Regions from separate parts of the Homo sapiens genome. Here region 1 is linked to region 2. Evidence: chromatin loops called from intact Hi-C (ENCODE). Cell type or tissue: IMR-90. All regions are shown on one strand. Links, peaks and the distances in the headings refer to the core of each region. The heading gives the core; the rest is flanking DNA. Region 1 holds the start of SELENOH (selenoprotein H). Region 2 holds the start of LOC105369313 (a long non-coding RNA gene).

The links. Hi-C counts contacts between places; a loop is a spot of excess contacts. Peaks named below come from ENCODE experiments on the same cell type or tissue, not always from the same donor. Only the 100,000 strongest peaks of a DNase experiment are listed, where the experiment ranks them.
Region 1: it touches region 2 in a loop (4-fold over the local background); 23 of 110 quality-filtered maps call a loop at or near these places.

Annotation. Positions count from the first base shown.
Region 1 is chr11:57,734,898-57,747,075 of GRCh38, reverse strand. It overlaps TMX2 (thioredoxin related transmembrane protein 2), which reads right to left. Exons shown (of 8, transcript NM_015959.4): 2 at 9,408-9,468; 3 at 9,050-9,163; 4 at 8,646-8,722; 5 at 8,306-8,412; 6 at 8,037-8,102; 7 at 7,816-7,945; 8 at 6,103-6,977. The coding sequence ends at 6,831. It overlaps SELENOH (selenoprotein H), which reads right to left and starts at 5,585. Exons shown (of 4, transcript NM_170746.4): 1 at 5,359-5,585; 2 at 5,122-5,267; 3 at 4,829-4,959; 4 at 3,526-4,213. The coding sequence starts at 5,480. The coding sequence ends at 4,859. BTBD18 (BTB domain containing 18) reads left to right here. Exons shown (of 3, transcript NM_001145101.3): 3 at 928-3,562. The coding sequence ends at 2,942. TMX2-CTNND1 (TMX2-CTNND1 readthrough (NMD candidate)) reads right to left here. Exons shown (of 21, transcript NR_037646.1): 2 at 9,408-9,468. RefSeq lists enhancers at 5,074-5,243, 5,394-5,443, 5,764-5,883. In IMR-90, for the core only: no CTCF peak of the experiment used is centred there; a DNase peak (open chromatin) is centred at 5,665; H3K4me3 peaks cover 1,912 bases; H3K27ac peaks cover 1,346 bases.
Region 2 is chr11:58,507,880-58,520,057 of GRCh38, reverse strand. It overlaps LOC105369313 (a long non-coding RNA gene), which reads left to right and starts at 5,333. Exons shown (of 5, transcript XR_007062673.1): 1 at 5,333-5,507; 2 at 8,203-8,265. It overlaps OR5B21 (olfactory receptor family 5 subfamily B member 21), which reads left to right and starts at 11,953. Exons shown (of 1, transcript NM_001005218.3): 1 at 11,953-12,178. The coding sequence starts at 11,953. In IMR-90, for the core only: a CTCF peak has its summit at 6,117 (motif pointing right); a DNase peak (open chromatin) is centred at 6,117; H3K27ac peaks cover 151 bases.

The DNA of each region.
Region 1 (12,178 bases), core at 1,382-9,381, 770 kb after region 2:
TTCTATAAAAGTTTTTGAACTCTTGTGTGAGTCAATAAAATTAAATTCAGCAAGAATGATGATCCTTTATTTTGTGTCAGGCACTGAATATATCTCAGTGAGAAAGACAGACGTGGTCCTTGTCCTCACAGAGTTACAGCCTAGTGAAGGAGATGGATAATTACAATACAGATAGCTAAGTGCCATGATAGCTACAGAGTACCTCTGCCCAGGAACACCTAACTCAGACTTGTGGTGGGGTGGAGGAAGGCTTTTTTTTTTTTTTTTTTTGGAGACAAGGTATAACTGTGTTCCCCAGGCTAGCCTCAAAGCCCTGGACTCAAGCAATTCTCCTGCTTCAGCCTACCTAACAGTTGGGATTTCAAGCATGTGGCACTGCACTCAGCCCCAGGAGGCTTTCTGAAGGAAGTGATGACAAAGGTAGATTTTGAGAATAAAGAAACAAGGTAGCGGGCTGGACACGGTGGCTCACGCCTGTAATCTCAGCACTCTGGGAGGCCGAGGCGGGTGGATCACCTGAGGTCAGGAGACCGGCCTGACCAACAAGGTGAAACCCCGTCTCTACTAAAAATACAAAAATTAGCCGGGTGTGGCAGCATGCGCCTGTAATCCCAGCTACTCGGGAGGCTAAGACAGGAGAATTGCTTGAACCCGGGAGGCAGAGGTTGCAGTGAGCTGAGATTGCACCACTGCACTCCAGCCTGGGCAACCAAGCGAGACTGTCTCAAAAAAAAAAAAAAAAAATAGCTAGGCAAAAGGTAATGGCAGAAGGTTCCAGGCAGGCAGAAGAATAATTTTTTTCTTTTACTTGAAGTCCCATGGAAGGAAAATAAAAGAAGGGGCAGTACATTTGGGTAGTAATGTCTATGCTTAGCCCATGAACATGCCAGTCTACCTGATAACAAAAGTATTTGGGTTTCCCTTCAGGTGAGGCAGTTCCAGCTCACTGCTGCATCCTGTCAGCTTGTAGCCCCTTCTTCACAGAGCGCCTGGAGCGGGAGAGGCCAGCTCAGGGTGGGAAGGTGGTGCTAGAGCTGGGTGGCCTGAAGATCAGCACACTTAGGAAGCTGGTGGACTTCTTGTATACCTCAGAAATGGAAGTATCTCAAGAAGAAGCCCAGGATGTGCTATCTGCTGCCCGTCAGCTCCGTGTGTCTGAGCTGGAATCCCTTCAGCTTGAGGGTGGAAAGTTGGTGAAGGCCCCACAGGGCCGAAGGCTGAACCGAGAGTGCTTACAACCAACAAGTGCTGCACCAATCTCTGCCAGAGTGGTGACACCCAGCCACCACCCTCACACCCCACTGCCCACTAATCAAACTCCTTGTCCTCTTGGGGCAATAAGATTGAAGTCCTTGGGGAAGGAAGAGGGGCCCCAGGAAAACAACCGACAGAATGCAGACAATTTGTCTGGCACTCTTCTGCTCAAGAGGAAGGCCAGAGCCTGCCCAACTCCACAAGAAAAAAACTCTTCACCATCAAGCCATAGTCAAGAGCCTAGAGAGAACAAGAATGACACTGCCCTTGATCCTACAGTGCTCTCCCCACCCAGCTTGTACCCCTCTGTGGACAAACACCTGTTGCCCAGAAAGATCAGGCTCAGTCGCTCAAAGCCATCTCCTGGTATCTGTACATCAAAGCCTTCCAGCATTTTAAGTGGATCTAGCTCAGTGCCTGCAACCCCTGGCCGGCGTCTTTGGCGGCAGAGGAGTGTAAATAAAGAAACACCAGAGGACAAGCCAAAACCAGGCAGAGCTAGTCCTCTGCAGAGCACCCCAAACCCATCTGGTCTGGGAAAGACAGGTGGGAGCAGGAAGCGGAGCCCTGAAGTCAGGGCACCTAACTCAGACTCTGCAGAGGAGGGGCAGGTTGGGAGAGTTAAACTTAGGAAGATTGTCAATGGGACTTGCTGGGAAGTGGTACAAGAGACTCCTCTCAAAAACACTCAAGATAGCCCCCAGATCCCAGATCCCGGAGGAGACTTCCAAGAGCCTTCAGGAACTCAGCCATTCTCCAGTAATGAGCAGGAAATGTCACCTACTAGAACAGAACTGTGTCAGGACTCCCCCATGTGCACTAAGCTACAAGACATTCTGGTCTCTGCTAGCCACTCCCCAGACCACCCAGTGGTGAAGTCAGAGTTTGAGTCCAGTCCAGAACTGGTAGAGAAGGAACCTATGTTGGCTATTGACTGCAGAGAACCCTATGCATTTGACACAGCTCTGCTGGAGCAGCCCTGTGAGGCTGAGGAGTACCGAATCACAAGTGCTGCTGCCACCAGTGAGCTGGAGGAGATCCTGGACTTCATGCTCTGTGGCTCAGACATTGAACCACCTATAGGGTCTCTGGAGAGTCCAGGGGCTGAGGGCTGCAGAACGCCTACCTACCATCTGACAGAAACAGGAAAGAACTGGATTGAAGGGGAAGAATGGTGTCTACCAGACATGGAACTCTGGCCCAGGGAGCTCACAGAATTGGAAAAGGAACCTGCTGGTGAGAACAGAGGGCCAACTGAGCTCCTTAGCCCCCTTGTCATGCCCTCTGAGGTGAGTGAAGTGCTTTCAGTAGGAGGCCGTTGGACACCAGACCTTGAAATTACCAGCTCCCAGCCACTGGATGGTCAGGAAGACAAACTTCTCCATGTCAGCTCCCTTGATACTCCCCAGAGGTCTTATGGGGACCTCTCACCTCCCTGCTCAAACTGGGTGGAGACTGGGCTGGAAGTCTCCTTGACTACAGATGAGTTATTATACCCTTCTCCCAAGGCAGGCAAGGAGGTATCTGGTCACTCTGAACTACTAGGCTCACTTCCTGCCAGCTCTGAAGAGGAAGAGATTGATGTGGTGGACTGGACAGCAGAGGGGAGGCTGGTACCCACTACTGTTCCCTCCGTGTGGCCTGACCCTTCCTCAGAGTCAGAAACAGAGGTAGATATACTAACATAGTGGAGAGGGGAGGGCAGGTTAGGGGCCTTGGGAGGGTGGGAAATGTTAGCTAGCAAAAGGCTTACTGGCAGAGAAGCTGGCACGTGCCCTCAGCACAAGAGGCAGGTGTACCCTGGCTCTTTGTAGGTCCCTTCCTCCCTTCCCTAAGCCTCAGAAGCCAGGCAGAAGCCAAGGGTACCATAGATAGAAAATTATGAACTTGTACCATCTTATTTGTAATCTATTTTCCGGTTAGTGACAACTGAAACAAACTGTGTGCTCCCCAATTCTGGTGGGTCATAGGTAACAGCCAAGGCCAGATCTCTCAGGTCATAAGGCATCCAGTCACTGGTAATTTAGGAAAAGCTGAGAAAGAACACCCTCCTCTGTGGTGGGGTATTGTTTAAGAAAATGTTCCAGAGGAAGGTGTGAAGCAGTGTTGGGTGGAATACTAAGTGGGTGGGAGTGATGGATGCTGTCCAGCACCCAACGTGGGGCTTATTCACTGCCAGTATTAGGAAGTCTAGCTAAAACCTCTGCAGGGGCCAAGAAGATGTACTTCCATCATTACTTCCAAAAAGTAAGTTGAAAAAGATACAGTTGCTTTTTTAAAAAATAAATTATTTACTTTGCTCCCATAATTTTTACAAGTATTTCTCATGTTTTACCAGAGATCATAAAAGTTGCAGGTCAGGCCAGGTGCGGTGGCTCATCATGCCTGTAACCCCAGCACTTTGGGAGGTCAAGGCAGGCATATCACTTGAGGTCAGGAGTTTGAGACCAGCCTGGCCAACATGGTGAAACCCCGCCTTTACTAAAAATAAAAATAAAAAAATTAGCCAGGCGTGGTGGTGTGCACCTGTGATCCCAGCTACTCAGGAGACTGAGGCAGGAGTATCGCTTGAACCTGGGAGACAATGGTTGCAGTGAGCCGAGATAGCACCACTATACTCCAGCATGGGTGACAAAGTGAGACTCTGGCTCTTAAAAAAAAATTTTTTTTTAAAAGTTCCAGGTCACATGGCTATCTTGGGCTATGAAAAACACAAGGACTACCAACTCCACAAGGCTGGCTTTGTCCATCCCTTAAGATTAAGTTTTACTCTATTACTCAAATACTTTATTTCAACTTTTATTAAACCAAATCCAGTAACTTTTACAATGCCTTACTAGAGGGTTGCCTCATAACTGAACCTTCATTTCTGGCAGGGAAGAAACCATGGCTTCAGGATCATGACTGAAGTTTGGCCATGTTCCATCATTAATGTTCCAACATCACCAGGGACACAAAGCTGCAAAAATGAGAAGGGAAATAAGGTTAGAGAAAGGATCTGGGCAATCTTAAGGACTGAGGAAGACATGTTCCCCAACCCTTGAACTCACAAACCCTGAAGCTCAAGGATTGCATCCTTCCTCCAAATCTCACTCAACATAATAAGTGCAGAACAACATGCCAAAGCACTGTATGAAGCACTAGGGACAAAGACAAGGTCAAAATCCTTGTAACCAAATTTAATGGTATTGTAATGCAGTGTTAACACAGGACAGTAACAGAACACCCAAGAACCAAACAGAAGAGGGTAGGGATAAGCATAAATGAAGTAACATGAAATAAACTTCCAAATGGAAAACTTGTCCATACCCCCAGGGCAAGTCAACTACAGTCTCCCAAAGGACATAAATTCCACTTAGGGCACACTAGACAGAAAACAATATTGTGTCTTTTTTTTGTTTTTTGTTTTCAAATAGGGTCTCCCTGTGTTGGCCATCCACTCCTGCCTCGACCTCCCAGAGTGCTGGGATTGCAGGCGTGAGCTACCCACGCCAGGTGGGTACTTGTAGCCACACCAAGATCAATGCCTTCTCTTCCTCAACAGCGGTCGCGCCCCCCACTTCCCATTTCAAACCTCAGCATGAGGGCTTCTACCCAAATCTCCCTACGACAGGTACTTCTTCAACTCTTCCACCACCTCTTGAGGCTCAGGGAATTTGAGTTTGCGTGGGGGCCCCTTCTTAATCCCAGTCCAGAGCTCCGCACCTGAAAGGCCAGAATGAAGCGAAGTTACAATACTTCGGAACCCACGAGCACGTCTCTGAAGTCATGAGACTGCCGTGGTTTCTAAGAATAGCGCTTCCTGTCTTCGGAACCCACGTCCCTTTCACCCACGTCCCTCTCCCCCACATCCAGGTCCCCACTTACTGCTGCCGTCCGGGCGCAGCAGCGTCACCTCGAAGCTGCCCCTCCGGGGCTTCGTCGGGTTCACCTTTACTGGAAGCTCTGGGGCCTCCAGGCGCAGCGCCTGGCTCAGGGCCGCGGCGTTGCGCCCATAGACGCGTCAGCTAGTGCTAGGGAGAGACGGAGAGGTTAGAAACCGGGGCCCCTGGCCCCCCCCGGCGCCACTGTTCCCTCTCTCCCGTTACTCTCCAGGCCCCTCACCAATGCTCGATAACAACGGTCGCCTCCTCCATTCCCTCCCCGCCGTTCGCCAGCTTCTCTCGCTTCTCGGCTACGGCGACCACCGCGGCCTCAGCCTTACGCTTCCTCCCGCGGGGAGCCATGGCGCCTAGAGCCCGGCCGAGAATGCAGCGGGACTGGTGGGTGGGGGGCGGAGACGCGACCACTGAGCGGAAACTGGGCAACGAAGAGCGCAGCCCGGAAGCTCTGCTCCTACAGCGGAAACCTCTCTCAAAGGAAGGGAAAGCTTGGCCCGCAGCACCCACGTGGCCTGGAGGCGGACCTTGGGGCACAACCACTTTGCAAGCAGGGAGCGGGAAGGTGCGGGAAGCGCCTGACGGAACCACCCATCGCTTCGGGTGGAGGGGACAGGGGACGCTGGGATGGTGAACACAGCAGGAAGGGGCGGAGACTAGGTCCGACTGCTAGCCTCGCTTCGCGCAATCTTTTCTGTACCTTTGCATGGCGCTAAATGTTGTGTGCCACCATCTGCCGCCAAACTCTCCTCCCTGGCAACCGCAGGCCAATCCCAGAGTAAACCCACCACCTAACAACATGTGGCCGCTATTCTAGATTTATGGAAACTAGACTTCTCCAACTCTTGCCAGTCCTGGGGATCAATGCCCGGCATTTGGTGAAACCAAATAGGATGGCCTTTGCCCTTAAGATGGGCAATTCCTCTGCAGTTGTCAGGCTTTTCTAATACAGAAACACACAAACGCGCAATCAAAAGGAAATCCCAATCTTTTTATTACGGAAAGCCATCAACTGGGTGTGGGGAGTATGTCAGAGGGTTAGTGAAAGTCCAGGGGATTTCTCCTCCAAGTCCTACCACACAAAGGAAAGTCTCAAGCCTCTATTCACCCCTTCTCAATCCCCACAAAATAGGGGGTTGTTCAATATTGTCTTCAATGATAAAAACTTTGTGGTTAAAGGTTTCTCCTTAGGACTAGCGACAAAGTTAGGCTTATACTTTTAATGAAGACCATAAACGAAGCCAGAAGGGCTTAAGGAAGCAAGAGTCCTTGGGGGAAAATTCTTAGCGTTCTATACCCCAGCATCTTACCTTAGGGTTAAATCTAGGTCTAACCAAGCTGTGCAGGTCAACTAAGAAGGAATGATGAAACCACAGAGTTTCATGGAGAAACCATGGAGATGTCTGAATAGCTGATAAGCAGTTAACACACTGACCCAAGCTTGGAGGGAAACCATTTCCCCCTCCGTCCTATGAGATCTCTTTCTTGCTCCAGTGAAACAGTTGGCCACAGCATGGCAGGCCTTCCTGTAGGGTGCCTGACAATTCCCTAGATGCCTCTTTAAAATCAGAAGCTGCATGCTGCCCCACCCAGTCACAGCCAAAGGGAAAACATAAATAAAAGGCTGCAGCCTCAGGCTTGTGGTTATGGAAAGAGCCTGGAATTGACAGGAGAGGAAGCACTGCCAAAGTGAGGATCTTATTTATCCTTCTTGTTTTCCCCATCTGACACTGTGGTGGGGGTTGAAGCCACAGGCTGCTCCTCAGGGATATTGTCTCCAGCCTTTGATAGTTTCTTGGCCCGCTGGTATAGCTCATTTAAGTTAAATTCTCGGATCACATTCTCCTGCACAAAAGAGATGCACACGTCAGGATCTGGGTTGGAAGGGAGAGTAAAGAGCCTGGGAAGTAAGAGGTATTTTACACAAAGTCTGGGAAAGGAAGGAGTAAGCAAAGGACAAAAATCTTCCCTAACCTTCCTCTTTTTTAGGTACCCAGAAAAGTCAACTAATAGTTAAATACCCATTATGTGCCAATCACCGTGCCAAGAATTATACCTAAATTATTTAATGTAATCTGCAAAACAACCCTGTAAGCCAGGGGTTATTACCTCCAATTAACTGACAGGGAACCTAACACCTACAGACAATAGGTGCAGTGGCCTTCGAGACAGAATCTTTTTTTTTTTTTCCTGATGGAGTCTCTTGTTGCCCAGGCTGGACCGCAATGGTGCAATCTCAGCTCACTGCAACCTCCACCTCCCGGGTTCAAGCGATTCTCCTGCCTCAGCCTCCCAAATAGCTGGCATTATAGGCATGCGCCACCACACTCGGCTATTTTTGTATTTTTAGTAGACACGGGGTTTCTCCATGTTGGTCAGGCTGGTCTCAAACTCCTGACCTCAGGTGATCTGCCAGCCTCGGCCTCCCAAAGTGCTGGGATTACAGGCGTGAGCCACCGTGCCTGGCCTGAGACCAAATCTTAACTAATGATTGTTACCCAGTACTAGCAGGTCTGCACATAATATATATTTGCTAAATGAATTAAAACATGAGGTCTAGTAACTAGTCCACACCCTCAAAGCTAATGGGCAAGTGGCAGAGCTGTGAATCAAACCCGGGTAGGGCTTGAAAGCCCACCTACTGTTCTGCACCCTTCATGCACCTGCCCTTCCTTTCAGGTACCTCAGAGAAGGTCCATGAGACAGCCCGTCCTTTCTTGTCAATCTGTGGCCGCCGCATTGCCTCCTTGCCACCTTGGAACAGGATCAGGGTAGGGAGTTGCTTGGTGAGGGGTGATGTGCTCACTTTGTACCTGCAGGGCCCAGAAAGTTCTCTAAATGTCCCTGTATGTATCACTCAAAGTGATTTCCCTGCTCAGACCCTCTGCCCAGGTCTTTACATACCGCGTACTAACATCAGTATAGCGTCCAACATCCACCTTCCCAAAATTTAGCCCTGTACAGTTGTATCTGAAAAGAATATATTATTTAATATGCTGAAAAAAAATAATGGATCAAGGAAAGTGGAAGTATAGATATTTAAGAGGGGAGAGGGAGATGCCTTTGGTTACCATGTGTGAAAATCAAGGCCAAAAGAAAAAGAAAAGCCAAAAACAGTGAGAGGGAAGGCACAGCATCTCCATTTCCACCATCCCTCCCTTTGCACTACTCACTTAAGGGAGAGGTCAGCATAGATAGGGGCAAATGATTGGCAGTCATTAGACCAATTGGCAAAGAACTCCACAATCCAAGTGACCCTCTTGTCCCGTTCTAGTTCCTCCTGCCAAATACAGGGAAGAAAAGTCAGCTGGATCCACATAGCCTCCTGGGAAGGTTCAGACTTTAGCATCTAATTCCTCATCCTGGTGTTCCCTCTCCCCCGGCTCTCATAATGAACCACAGTGCCCGTGACATCCATTTTGAAGCACTGTTGTTCCTCCTAGTGAATGGAGAGCACAACTACAAAATCACCCACAAGGGACCCAAGAAACAGAAAGGGGAAAGAGCACTCACATCAATGGTTTTATCATTGAAGTACTTGATATACTCAGGGCCCATATATAGGGGGGGTTTGCACGTCATCAGGAACACTAAATACAGAAAGAAGATGTCGAAGGAAACATAAAAAGCCTTACACAGGGAATTTACTTCCAAACCAACCCAAGGATTTCAGCCCCCAAATAATACACACTTGTGGATATATGTAGACCACCAACACATTCCCTACCTCTACAATAACAGTCTCTGTAAACTGTTATCATCTGAGCTACATATATAATTCATTAGGTATGAGATATGGAAGAAGGGTATGGAGAAACATGTTTGGGATTGCAACTGTTGGGACTGTGGTTTCCACAATCAAGTCTATCAACACAGTCTTACAAAAAAAAAAAAAGAAAGAAAGGCAGTCTCCTCACCTATGCAGAGTGTGATGTAAAGTAGGCCCATGCGAATATCCAAGCGGAAGAAAAGAATTGTGTTGGCCACTTTACTAAACATGAAAATGTTGCCTATATGTTGCTCCACAGTGACTGAAACACAGAGATGTCACAGGTCAGGCTGGGCTGTGCACTCCTATATCCCATTCTTTGTCCCTCTTCATGGGGCACTTTGAAATAGGAGACAGGGAGGGGATAGAAGTCCAAGTTCAAATTCAGCCTTGGAATTAAACGTAGGACAAATTTACCAAATGATTGCCACTCTCTTAACATGAAGCAAAGCACCTCCAAAGGGCATTAGATCTAACCTTGAGTCTGAGAAGTGAACTAAACTTACTGGATCTGCGGTTCTTCATCATCACAATGGCACTGAGAAACATCAGGATCTCCACTTCTCTCTGGAACAGAATCGAAGTATTATAACAGGAATGCAGTGACTAGAGCTAACTTAGGTGGGAAAGGGAACTAAATATGTAATAAAAACCAATAGCGATCCAAACTGGGAATGGGAACAATAAAGAACTGCAGTTAGGTAAGGTGTACGGGGATAAACATCAGTCAGAAGACCTGGATTCAGGTTCTACTCCTGCCACAAACTTGCTGGTGCTTTTCTTTTTGAGACAGAGTTTCACTCTTGTTGCCCAGGCTAGAGTGCAATGGCGCGATCTCGGCTCACTGCAACCTCCGCCTCCCAGGTAGCTGGGATTGCAGACATGCGCCACCACACCCGGCTAATTTTTTTATTTTTAGTAGAGACAGGGTTTCACCATGTTGGCCAGGCTGGTCTCAAACTCCTGACCTCAGGTGATCCACCAAAGTGCTGAGATTACAGGCACGAGCCACCGCGCCAGGCCTGCGGTGCTTTTCAACAAAGCACTTAATCCCTTAGCTTTGGTTTCCTCAACTGAACAGTATCTATTTCAAAATGCTACTGGGGGATTAAATGAGATAACAGATTAAAAAGAGTTGTATAAAGCATGATATGGTATAAAATCGTAAGATTATTAATATCAACTCAATGTGACGCTGGTAGAATAAAACTTTTCCAGGTAAGTTTTCTTGATAATAGCCCATTAATATAATATCTAGCTATTCCACATGTTTAATTTTTTTTTTTTTTTTGAGACAGTCTTGCTCCATCGCCCAGGCTAGAGTGCAATGGTGTGATCTCAGCTCACTGAAACCTCTGCCACCTGGGCTTGTGTTTCTCCTGACTCAACCTCCCAAGTAGCTGGGACTACAGGCGCACACTACTGTACCTGGCTAATTTTTGTATTTTTTGTAGAGACCGGGTCTCCCCATGTTGCCCGGGCTGGTATGGAACTCCTCAGCTCAGATGATCCGCCCGCCTCGGCCTCCTAAAGTGCTGGGATTACAGGTGTGAGCCACCGAGCCCGGCCCCCATTACTTAATCATTCCTCCCCACCCAATATGCATCGTGATAATCCATGTACTTTTGATATAATTTGAGAGCTGAAAGGGGCTTTCAGAGCTCTCAAAAAGCCCTTTTCAATACTCGTCTTACAGTTTTCTCACCTTCTAGAACAACCTTCTTGTCCAACCTGTGGCTCACATGCAGCCCAGGATGGCTTTGAATGGGGTCCAACACAAATTCATAGACTTTCTTAAAACATTATGAGACATTTTTGATTTTTTTTTTTTTTTAGCTCATCAGCTATCATTAGGTGTTAGTGTATTTTATGTGTGCCCCAAGACAATTCTTCCAATGTGGCCCAGGGAAGCCAAAAGATTAGATAACCCTGTTGTAGAATGTAACCACCAAGTGAGCAAGTGAGACAGACAATAAACATGACAAAGACACTGAGAAGTAATAGAATTCTAAGCCCTGAAGTGACTGAACAGACTCCTTCTTGACTAAGGGGACCCCAGAGAAACCTTGAAAACTGAGTTCTCGGCCATAACAGGGTGTGAGGTCAGACACATCTCTTTATACCCCCTCCTTCACTTACCAACATTAGGCTTTCTTAAACAGAAAGTTAAACAGAAACCAGCCCTCTGAAAAGACTTGCTCCACCTGACATCAACCAACTGCCTGACACTGCCCCTCCCTTTTGCAGTTAGGACAAAACAACTAACCAGCATTGCTTCCTGATAAGAGACCAGTGACCATGCAGTGGATCTGGCCAGGCTAAGGAGAATGCATAGTTTCTGTGTCCTCTGCTTCACCTTTTGACTTGAGAGGGCTGAAAACTCCACCTCAGATCATGGTTAACATTGCCACTTTTGAACATGGGTCTTATGGACAGATATGAAGCTCAACTGAGCATGCACGTGTTTCTCCTTTCATAAATATTCATGACTCTGCCGATAGCTTATTAAATATGTATATTTGGCCACCCTGCTTAGCATAAACTCCTGTTTCCTTTACCCCTCACTCCAAGTGTCTGTTTTTAGCTTCTGAGCGGAGGCTATGCTTCCCTGCCTGACAGGATAGCCAGCAGGTTGCAACTTTTTATGAGAAATAAAGCTCTCCTGGCCGGGTGCTGTGGCTCAAGCCTGTAATCCCAGCACTTTGGGAGGCTAAAGTGGGTGGATCACCTGAGATTAGAAGTTCAAGACCAGCCTGGTCAACATGGCAAAACCCCGTCTCTACTAAAAATACAAAAAAATTAGCCAGGCACGGTGGCATACGCCTGTAATCAAAGCTACTCAGGAGGCTGAGGCAGAAGAATCGCTTGAACCCGGGAGGCGGAGGTTGCAGTGAGCCGAGATCGTGCCACTGCACTCCAGCCTGGGCAACAGAGTGAAACAACGTCTCAAAAAAAAAAGAAAAGAAAATAGGGGTGAGGGAGCATGACAGACTTTGTAAATATTATACCTGAGGCAGAAATTAGGAAAGATTTTTTCTTTTTTTTGAGACGGACTCTTGCTCTGTTGTCCAGGCTGGAATGCAGGGGCATGATCTCGGCTCATTGCAACCTCCGCCTCCCAGGTTCAACCGATTCTCCTGCCTCAGCCTCCCGAGTAGCTGGGACTACAGGTGCCCACCACCACGCCCGGCTTTTGTATTTTTAGTAGAGATGGGGTTTCACCACGTTGGCCAGGATGGTCTTGATCTCTTGGCCTTGTGATCTGCCCGCCTCGGCC
Region 2 (12,178 bases), core at 1,822-9,821:
TTGACAAAATAATACTCAGGAGTGAACGATCTCCATGGCACAGAAATCTATGCAGTTAGCTACTTCCCATAGATGGAAAACAGCTCACCCAGGTCAAGGAGGCATAGCCATGAGAAAAGAGCTCAGGAGCCTTCCAGGGCCAAGATTTTCCACTGCCTGCCATAGATCTAACTATAATCCAAGGGAAATTCCTAGGAAAATCTTTTTTAACGCTATTACTTAAAATAATTCAGCTTGGGAAAGATACAATTCCATATGCCTTCTGATCAACAGCTAGGTAATGGATGGTACTCTGTTAGCCAATACCAGACTCACTGACAGGAATATTGTGATCTTTTGGTATATGGATCATTTGAGACTGATGTAATTGAGTTGCAGTTAAAAGGTGGGGAAGACTTTATGTTGTGGGTCTTGACTTCAGGTTTGAGTTTCCATCCCAGCTCTACCACTTACTAGTTCTGTTCCTTCATGAATATCCTTTGGTTTTTGAGCATTTATTCACTCACTCAGGGAAAAGAAAGTTGAGTTAGAAGTGTAGTTCCAAGGATGATCAAAGTTGAGAAGTAATTTTTGGATGTAACTGGACAGAGACCACAGAGATGGAGATATTGTTGATTTAAGAGATGTGAGGTGACATAACTAAAACAGATTCTAAAGGATACAGATGATATGGAGGCAGGAGCCCAGATGAGAGTTATACTTAGGAACAAGAGTGTTCCATCTTCTATGTGTTTACGTATGCAAGTGTTTTGTAACAGCAGACAGATGCAGTTTCCTTTTCAAAAGTGGGAGCAAGATATATTTCAAGACACCAGTTTAAACTGTTTTCATTAGCAAATAGCCCCAGGGTTTATCAATTTAAAAATTTTCCATATTTGTTCATAATGACAAGCAGACAGTGCTACTTTAAACTATCACATCTAGTGATCTGGAAGCTAGTTTGTTGAGTTAAGGACAAATACATTTCCCTGAGGTGGGCTCCTAAATTGATATACCTGTGCCTTCTCCAATTTATTAAATAGAGAATCAGATGGGATTTGCATAATTCAGTAGGTACTTACTGTCAAAAGGCACTGTTCTAGGTTCCAGAAGAAACCTAAGATGAGTAAGGCATAGTTTGCCTTCAAAAAGTTTACAGCCCAGCAAGGACCCACACATTCAGTCTCTAATACGAGTTTGTCCATACAGGATGGTTTCTGGACAGGATTGTGTAATAGGTAGGAATATAGGAGTGGGAGAAGCTAAAGTATTGTGTTCTAGGAAAAGAAACAAAAGGAGACATAATATACAGGAGAAAATAACACAAAGCAATTTGAAAAAAAAATGCTATAAATAGGACACACATAATTGTTTAAAACCTCGGAGAAAAACTTCACTTTGGAGATGGCATTAATTTGAACCTAAAAGTAAAAGTGATTAAAAAAAATAAAACTAGGGCATTCCAAACTGAGGGAACAGCACGAAATATGTCAAAGGGGGACAGCATACATGGTGTGGTGAGTGAAGGAAGGACCCAGTTCACTGAGCGTCCACAGTGTGCCAAACACTGCGGCATGGGCCCTTGGGGTCTATGTGGATAGAAAGTAGGATGCCTGGTGGCTATCAAGAGAAATAAAAACTGGAAAAACTGTTCAGGGTTAGAGTGCTTTGAATGTCAGGCTTGGGAAGCGGGACATCATCTTGTAGGCAACAGTCATCAACAGTGTTGAATGCAGTGGATTGTGGAGAGAATGGGAGGTAGCAGAAGGTGTGACCACGCACGAGCTGGGGTTCCAAGTTTTCTGTGTTTGCTCCATTGTCCCATTGGACTTTACCTACAAAATGCAAATTCAAAGATAACATTTTAAATAATTTGAAGATGACAATCACAAGATGTTAGTCTCAAAGGGTGGGACTTTTCTGAGCACAGGGTCTGTTTTGCACATCTGTGAAGCTAGCCTCGGAGCAACCTTTAAGAATATTGTTTCAGCTAGACCAGAGAAATAAGTGTTGAGATTTATGGCACTTCAGGGTGACTATAGAAAATAATAATATGTCAAAATAACTTACAGAGTAAATTTCAAATGTATCACCACAAAATAATGTCAAGCCTGGGTGCAGTGGCTCATGCCTGTAATCCCAGCACTTTGGGAGGCCAAGGTGGGCAGATCACGAGGTCAGGAGATTGAGACCATCCTGGCTAACATGGTGAAACCCTGTCTCTACTAAAAATACAAAAAATTAGCTGGGCGTGGCGGCAGGCGCCTGTAGTCCCAGCTACTCAGGAGGCTAAGGCAGGAGAATGTCGTGAACCCGGGAGGTGGAGCTTGCAGTGAGCCAAGATCACGCCACTGCACTCCAGCCTAGGTGACAGAGTGAGACTCCGTCTCAAAAAAAAAAAAGAAAAAAGGTCAAGAGGTGATGTCTATATTAGCTTGATTTAATTGCTCCACATTGTATATCCATATCAAAACATCACATCATACTCCATAAATGTAATACAACTGTGATTTGTCAATTAAAAATAATATAAATAAACAAAAGAAAAAAGAATATTATTTCAACATAGTGGAGTAGAAACAGTTGAAGCTACAATGCAGCGGATTAGGAGAGAATGGAAGATGCTGTGGACCACTTTTGATCATTTTGATGGTAGAAGGAAGGATGCTGGTATAGCACAAGAATATATTAGGATGGGAGACAGATTCTTGAACATTTTTGGGGAAGAGATGGTAACTTTAGAATGTCTATGGACAAATGGGGTAGGAATGAGTAAGGGAGGGTGGAGGGACAGGAGTAATTGCCATAGTATGGTCTCACCAAAGTAAGTAGAGATGGATCAATGGCATAGATGAAGGGGCCAGCCTGCTACAGAAGAGGGGGAAATTCTGAGGTAGGAAGGCAGAGAAGGATAGGATGGATTTAGATGGAGAGATTGTAGTAAAGTTAATATTAGATGGCCTTGATTTGGTAAAGGAGATGAAGGAAAACACATCCACAGAGAGTGCATTTACCTGAGTGGGGCTGCAGAGTCTGCAGACACTCAGAAAATTCTGAGAAATTGATGGATAGAAATAAGTCTGCAAGTCATGAAGCATTGAAATTAGGCCAATTAATAACCCTACCATGAAGTCTGAATGTTCAATAGAAAGGAAGAGTTGCATATCTCTCACTTTAAATCAAAAGCTAGAAATGATTAAACTTAGTGAGGAAGGCATGTCAAAAGCTGAGACAGGGCAAAAGCTGAGACAGGGCAAAAGCTGAGACAGGGCAAAAGCTAGGCTTTTTGTGTCAAACAGTTGTCCCAGTTGAGAAAGCAAAGAAAAAGTTGTTGAAGGAAATTAAAAGTGCTACTCCAGTGAAGACCTGAATGATAATAAAGTGAAATATCCTTATTGCTGATTCAGAGAAAATATTAGTGTTCTGGATAGAAGATCAAACCAGCCACAACATTTCCTTAAGGCAAAGCCTAATACAGCAAGGCCCTAACTCTCTTCAATTATGTGAAAGCTGAGGAAGTTGAGGAAGCTGCAGAAGAAAAATTGGAAGCTAGCAGAGATTGGTTCATGAAGTTTAAGTAAAGAAGCCATCTTTAGAACATAAAAGTGCAAAGTGAAGCAGCAAGTGCTAATGTAGAAGCTACATCAAGTTATCCAGAAGATTTAGCTAAGATAACTGATGGAAGTCGCTACACTAAACTATATATATATGTATATTTTTTTTGAGACAAGGTCTCCCTCTGCCACCCAGGCTGGAGTGCCATAGTAAGATCTCGGCTCACTGAAGCCTTTGCCTCCTGGATTCAAGTGATTCTCATGCCTCAGCCTCCTGAGTAGCTGGGATTACCACACCCTGCTAATTTTTCTTTTCCTTTTTTAATTTTTTTTTGGAAAGGGATGGGGTTTCACCATGTTGCCCAGGCTGGTCTCAAACTCCTAACCTCAGGTGACCCGCCTACCTCAGCATCCCAAAATGCTGGAATTACAGGCATAAGCCACCATGCCCAGCCTAACGATAAATTGTTAATGCAAACAAAACACCGTTATATTGAAAGAAATGCCATCTAGGACTTTCATAGCTAGGAAGGAGAAATTGATGCCTGGCTTCAAAGCTTCCACAAACAGGCTGACTCTATTGTTAGGGGCTAATGAAGCTGGTAAGTTTAAATTGAAGCCAATGTTCATTTATCATTTTGCAAATTCTAAGACCCTTAAGAATTATGCTAAATCTACTCTGCGTGTGCTCTATAAACGGAAAAGACTAGATTATAGCATGGTTTATTGAATATTTTAAGCGCACTATTGAGACCTACTACTTAGAAAAAATATTTTTTTCAAAATATTACTGCTCATTCACAAATGTACCTGGTCACTCAAAGCTTTTATGGAGATGGACAAGGAGATGAATGTGGTTTTCATGCCTGGTAATACAATATCCATTCTGCAGCCCATGGTTCAAGGAGTAATTTTGACTTTCAAGTCCTATTGTTTAGAAAATACATTTCGTAAGGCTATAACTGCAATAGATTGTGATTCCTCTGATGGATCTAGTGAAGTAAATTGAAAACCTCTGGAAGGATTCACCATTCTAGATACCACTAAAAACTTTTGTGACTCATGAATTCATGTAATTAACATTAACAAGAGTTTGGAAGAAATTGATTTCAACTCTCTTGGATGACTTTGAAGGATTCAAGACCTCAGTGGAGGGAGTAACTGCAGATGTGGTGGAAATAGCAAGAGAACTAGAATTAGAAGTAAAGCCTAAAGATGTGACTGAACTGCTGCAATCTCATGACAAAACTTGAACAGATGAGGAAATGCTTCTTATGAATGAGAAAATAAAGTGGTTTCTTGAGATAGAATCTACTCTGGGGGAAGAGGCTGTGAACATTGTTGAAATGACAACAAAGGATTTCAAGTATTCCATAAAGTTAGTTGATAAAGCACTGGGAAGGTTTGAGAGGACTTAATACAATTTTGAAAGAAGTTCTACTGTAGGTCAAATGCTATCAACAACAGTTCATGCTACAGAGGAATTTTTCATGAAAGAAAGTCAATCAGCCAGGCACGATGGCTCATGCTTGTAATCCCAGCACTTTGGGAGGCCGAGGTGGGTGGATCACTTGAGGTCAGTAGTTCCAGACCAGCCTGGCAAGTCTGGCAAACATGGTGAAACCCCATCTCTACTAAAAATACAAAAACTAGCCAGGCCTGGTGGCGTTTGCCGGTAATCCCAGCTACTCAGGGGGCTGAAGTATGAGAATATCTTGAACCTGGGAGGTGGAGGTTGCAGTGAGTCAAGATTGCGCCACTGCACTACAGTCTGGGCAACAGAGAGAGACTCCATCTCAAAAAAAAAAAAAAGAAAAGAAAGTCAGTCAATCGATGCAGCAATCTTCACTGTTGGTTTATTTTAGGAGATTGCCACAACCACCTCAACCTTCAGCAAGCATCATCCTGATCAGTCAGCAGCCATCAAGGCCCCTCACCGGCAAAAGAAAAAATTACAACTCACTGAAGGCTCAGGTGATCATCATCATTTTTTAGCAATAAAGTATTTTAAATTATGTACATTTTTTGGACATAATGCTAGTAGACCCAGTATAGTGTAAACATAACTTTTATATGCACTAGGAAGCAAAAAAAAAATTGTGTGACTTGCTCTATCGTGATATTCATTTTATTGGAGTAGTCTGAAACCAAACCCCCAGTATCTCCAAAGTTTATTTGTACTTTATGTTGATTAACTTTAATTCTCAACAGTCCCATAATGAGAAATAGAGGAATGGAGAGACTAAGTGACTTGCAAGAGTCCCTCCAGGAACTAGAAGGGAGAGCTGGGATTTGAACCCATGCATTTGGCTCCAGGACTGTAAGTCTCACCTGTAGGCTGCGGTGCCTGGTGTACCATAACACGTAGGAGATCTCCAGGGTCCTAAGAGGTGCTACCATTCTATGTGGCCATGAAATTAACCTTTTAGGCAGATGGGTAGTTTCTTGATTCTTCCTGTAATTCCAAAGCATTTTTCCTGTATGAACTCACTTGTCATTGCGGCAAGAAAGACAAGTCTTCATTTTGCCAGCCCCACCGCTGGGAACGGCTCCTTAGGTGAAAAGCTTGGGATAGCCTCAAGATGGCAGCATTAACTCAAATATGGATGGACAGATCCTGGTATCTGGCCTTGAAGTAATCCAAAAGTCAGAATTGGCCCTTTTCTGCCTTTTAGTTTTTTTAAAACCCCAAGCTGTAACTGTTTGGAGGTGAAGAGTCAACCTGATCTTGTGAGGAGACCAAACAGTGAAGACACTGGAGGCATCAAAGTGGAAAAGCAGAAGTATTTCCCAGGAATTAAGAGTCTTTGGAGGGAAAAGAAAGAGGATATATTGGGTGCCATTAAGAAATGATGAGGTTCAAAAAGATTAATGATTCATCTATTATCCATTCATAAGTGGCTAATTCTAGGCCTCTTACTTGCCAAAACCAAGAACCACCCCACTTCACCATGTTGATAGTCTTCATTTTTATCTATTTAATTTTTTAGAATATTAAACACTGATAAAGAAGAGTACTAAATTATTTTATAAAGCCAGATATATAGGCTAGATTGTCTCAGTGGTTAGAGTCTTGATGCTACAGGTGAAGTTTTCTCTTCTTTCCTCATCTTGTTCCTCTCCCTTTCTTCCTCTTCTCTCCCCTTCCCTCCCCTCTTTCTTTTCTTTCCTTTCTCTCTTTATCTGTCTTATCCCGTTTTTCCCTCTTTCTTTCTCTAGTTTTTTCCTTGGTTGTTTTATTGGTCAAATAAATAATAAGGAAGAAACCTAAGTCTTCAGAGTTGGACATGTGGGTCAGGTGATTAGATGCTACAAAATTCCAAGAGTATGCAAAAATATCCTTGGACTTCTATCACCTAGCTTGCCACTTGCTTGGCCACTTTGTATGTCTTCTTTTGTTAAAAATAATTATTCTAACAGGGGGCTTTGTCTTGGAAATGTTTTCATGAGAGCAAAGAAAAAGTGAGTAAATAAGCTCTACTTTTGTAACTGACTGTAGTGGAACATGCATTTGTGAGAATCTAAGAGAAATATTGTTTTGTAGATTCTGAGAGCACCTCTGCTTTTCCACATTTATTCCCAAGAGAAGCAGTAGAGCACAGAGTATAAATATATAGAATTTGGGTCAGACAGGCTTGAGCATTTCCTCACTTTCTGGAATTGCAAGATGCTCCAGGCTTCTCTGGTATATTCCCTGCTCCAGTGCTAGAACCAGCCATTTCTCGAAGGAGCCCTGGTTTCTTTTATTAGAGAATAATATTAGAAAAAGATCTAAGTGCTAGGTATGTACAGAAGTTTTCACATCTGTAAAATTGAAAAAAATATATATTTCTCATAGAGTTATATGAACATTAAGTGAAATAACACATACAAATATATACTGAATGAAGGGCTTGAAACATAGGAAGCTATATTATATATTATATAAATATATATTATATACATATAAATGTATCAAGAGCTGAAATAAAGAAATCCTTTGCTTCTTGTAGGCTCCATGTTAAAATTCATTTAAAACCAAGTTGACTGGGAAAAAAGTTCATGGAAGTGTTTTGATTCACAGAGCTCTTTGAAACTCTGAGTTCTGTAGACAGAGCTGGGTTTGGGAAAATGGAGATTCTGATGCAATTTATCATTTATAATCTGACATTTTGAAAATTTCTCCCCATTTAGTCTTAGATAAAGAGCCAACTCCCAATACTCACAGGAAATCTGTGGGCTGATTGTGCAGTGGCTGGATCCTCAAGCTCCTTTGAAAGCATTTTTTGATAGAATTTGCTCATCAATAATCTTAGCCTGTGACTAGGAGAACCAGGACTCCCCTGTGGCCCCTAAGGGATCTTTGAGGCACCTCCATATCATAATAATGTTTCAGTTCCCTCAGGAAAGTGGTGTTTTGATTGCTTGTTTGTATGTTGCTGAGCCCTGGATTGGAATTGAGACCTTAGGGAACCCCCCTTCAGAGGCTCCCAAATCTACATAGACACTAGCTTCTAGCTGATATCAGCCTTTTCACACAGTTTGATATGGCTCACTTACAGTCTCAAGCAAACTGCAGCGGCAGCTGAACTGTCTTTACACTTTTATCACATAGCCTCAGGAAATCTCTTACTATTTGAAATCCAAGGTCCTTAGAGACCAACAGCTCTTCTTTTCTTTTCTTTTTCAGACTTCAAAAAGTCCAGTGTTGAAGCAGTTCTGAATTGAGATCTCATAATTCCCAAGGACATAGGTATGATTTCCCTGATCTTTTTAAAAAGCAGTATTCTTCGCACTGTAGGTAGAAATAATGGGTTCGTCTAAAAGAAAGAGACTCAGAAGTAGGTATATAAAAAGACTCTTAATTCAATTTCCCCCAACCTCCTCTGCTACATTTCACAAGAATAGAGACAGAAGTTTCCCATAAGTAATTCGGAGTCACGTTTACTTAGACAGCCATTGCCATAGTCATTGCTAGATGGGGTGTTGCTACCAACTGGTGTTAATAAAACCTGGGAAATAACTTCATACGATTGGCCTACAGTTTAATAAAGAGATTGATTAATTAGCTTCTATGGAGCACCTGCTAGAGGCCCACACTGGCTGAATTTTCTTATATTTTATCTCACTTTATCTTCTGTCTATAAAGGAAAATTGACTTGCCTACAGTCCCAAAGCAAGTAAGCATTAAAGCTCTTATTCTAACTCAACTGCTGAGATTCTAATTACCTCATCCACTTAACAAATAGTTGAGTCTACCATGTGGCTGCCTTGAGTCTAAGTAGTGGATAATAAAGCGCAAAAGAGTGACAAACAATATAGGCCTTGTCTCTTCCCTTATGGAATTTATTCCATTGAGAATCTTCTTTAGAACTCCCCAAATGGGGGTGTGATGATTGGGGGTGATGCTTCAAACCCCTTTAGAAGCAATTTTGATGGAACTTTTTATTTCCAAACTATCTTAATGGCTTAGACTTCTCCTTCTCTCTTTATAACAATAATAATTCCTTAAATTTTAATGCTTTTTCAGGTTTTGACTTAATATTTTAACCTTAGATATTTCAGTATTCAACCGTAGATATTTTAAAAATATTTTTTCTCTTTCAAGACTCCTTCCGATATTTATTTTAGGTCCATGCAGAAAAGCCTGGGTTTTACAGGACTTGAGTGGGAGGAGATACAGCAGCAGCAGCAGGATTTGGATTCAGGCCTTGCAGCCTCCCAGGCTTGGTGCTGGGTAAATGAGGCCTTTTCTCTCTGCACTGACTCCAGATTTCTCCTTGCTGCTCTGGATCTCAACACATTTATTAACAGAGACTGCAATGCATAAACGGAAGGGTTGCCCATTAACGGAACACAGAAAGTACCTTGAATATTAATTGCCGGTAGAGGAACATGGCAGTCAGGGACAGTTCAATATGGCGGGGGCGGGGGGGTGGGTGTAATGGCTTTTAAAAACTGAACGTACAGCTTAAGTGAATAGACTCCTGTGGTCAATATTAACCAAGGAGATTGATCTAATAAGCATTTCAGAAGGTATTTTGGAAAATAATTCAGAATCCACCCTAAGTCAGCTGCATTTTATTCTTGGAATTTTTCCAGGTTTTCATCCTACCTTGTGTCTAGGAAAAGGTTGGTTTACAATATGGGAGGACTGGTATCTCTTTGGTCAAAGGACCACGTACTTAGCAAGCAGTTATCCCTTCCTGGGATCCCTCTACCAATAAGCAGCAATATTTGGCCAGAGTTCTAGACTTTAAACCAGTCACTTCACCTCACTGAGCCTCGGTTTCTTCATGTCTATATCTGCTATCTCTCTCTCTCTCTATCTAGTCATGCAATAATTAAATTAAGAAGTGAATGCAAAAAGAGTTTTATAAACTTTAGAACCACTGTTTTTTAAAAGCTCTAGAACAGTGGTTCTCAATCAGGGGAATGTTACCCTTCAGGGGACATTTGGCCACGTCTGGAGACATTTTTGACTGTTACAAATGGGAGGTGGTGGTGTTACTGGAATCTAGTGATTAGAGAGAGGCCAGGGAAACTGCTGAATATCTTACAATGCACAGGACAGCACTCCCTCTCCCCCACCACACCCTGCACCAAAGAACTGTCCAGCTCATAATGTCAGTAGTGCTGAGGCTGAAAAACCAGGCTCTGGAATTGTACAGATTTTACAGTTAAGCAGTTATGTGACCTTGAGGGGCACCACATCCTTCTGTTTCCAAATATGTAAGATCAGAACACTGCCTGTCATAGATTACAGGATATTGTGTTTGCTAAATTTGAGAGTATACACACATGTCAAAAGTCAAAAGAAAAACAAGTTAAAAAAGGCTGGATAAATATAATAGAAAGTGATGCTGGTCAGAAAGTCAATTAGTACATTACTGGATAGTAATGTACCAAGCTGACTGAGCCAGTTCTTATGAAACTAGCCACATCGTGTGTGTGTGATGGTCATCCAAAAAGGACAAGCTACACTATCCCCTTCTTTTTGTGTCACCAATCAAATTGCTGCTGTTACTCTTCAAGGTAAGCTAAAGTCCAGCAGAGCTGAAGCATTTTTCTCCTTTAATTCCTGTTTTCTCCTTTTTCCTCCTCTCTTCTCACATTTTCTCCCTCACTTCTTCTGAGTCTGCTCCCACTCACTCTGCTACTAGGAGTGGGGAAAGCCTGTGAACACCTCAGGTTGAGGAACAAAAATAGGAGAGAAAGAATGCTCTAAAATGAGGACAGAAACCTGTCTCCAGGCCTGACCATCTGCAAACTCACTGTTACTCCTGAATATTTTTCATATGACAAGTCTAAGCTAATATTTTGGCCCAAAGCACAAACCTGGTAGACAAGAGGATGATAGGATGTTTGTTGTGGGATTAAAGAGCATGAAAAATATTTCCATACTTTCCTATTGATGTTCTGTTTGATTCACCAAATATTTACATACATGTGTGAGGGGCCATGGTAAGGAGAGTGGACCAGAGGGGATGAAGATAGTTACTGTCCCAAGGGGCTTAGAGCTAGGTGAAGAGTGAGTGGTTGCCCAGCTAATTGTGCAATAATCAGCCAAGACTCAAGTGCTTTGAGGAGGGAGAGAAAGGAGGACTTAACTGGAATTAGGGTCTACAGCAAAGACTTCTGATAAGGGGTGAAAAAAGACATATGCATATACACAGATACACAAAGCCATTTGTATATATCAAATTTATAGTTTTATATTAAATATATATAAATACATACTCATATTTACATATACCATACTCCCTTTCAGTTGAACTACTGTTGAGGGATTAATTTATAAAGGCTTCAAAAGTTGTGGTTAAGATCTTTGGATTTAGTATCAAACAGACCTTGAGGGCACCACCTTGTCCTGCCAACACCTTGATTTTGGCCCAGTGAAACTGATTTGAGGCTTCTGGCCTCCAGAATTTTGAGAGAATAAACTTGTGTTGTTTTAAGGAAAAATAAATTTAGAAAATCTTTAGTGAGGCTATATTATTGGAAGTAGAATGTGGAAGACAATAAGTGATGGATGTTTTTATTTTTAATAATTAAATACATACAATCTTATATCCACATCATAATTTGTATTTATATGATGTAAATGTGTTAAAGAATTCAAGATGAATGTATGAACTTTAGATTCAGAAATATAAAGGGGTGAACTTTGATTCTGACCCCTAGATAGGCTATCTTGCTCAATATTCAGCTCCCTGAGCCTTAACTTCCTTATCTGTAAGATGGGCATAATAGCACCTATCTCATATGAATTAAAAGCTATAATATAACAGAGGGTTCTAGGATGAGTGTTACACACAGTACATTCTCTCTATACATTAGTTTTCTCCTTTTTTATCATTCCATCCTCCCTTCTCATACTTTCATTGGAATTTTGTTGACGCCTCTTCTTTAATCACCAGGCTAATTCAAGCTGGCCACAATGGAGAATAGCACAGAAGTGACAGAGTTTATCCTCTTGGGATTAACAGATGACCCCAATCTTCAGATACCCCTCCTCCTGGCATTTTTATTCATCTACCTCATCACCCTGCTTGGGAATGGGGGAATGATGGTGATCATCCACTCAGACTCCCATCTCCACACTCCAATGTACTTTTTCCTCAGTAACCTCTCCCTTGTAGACTTGGGTTACTCATCAGCTGTAG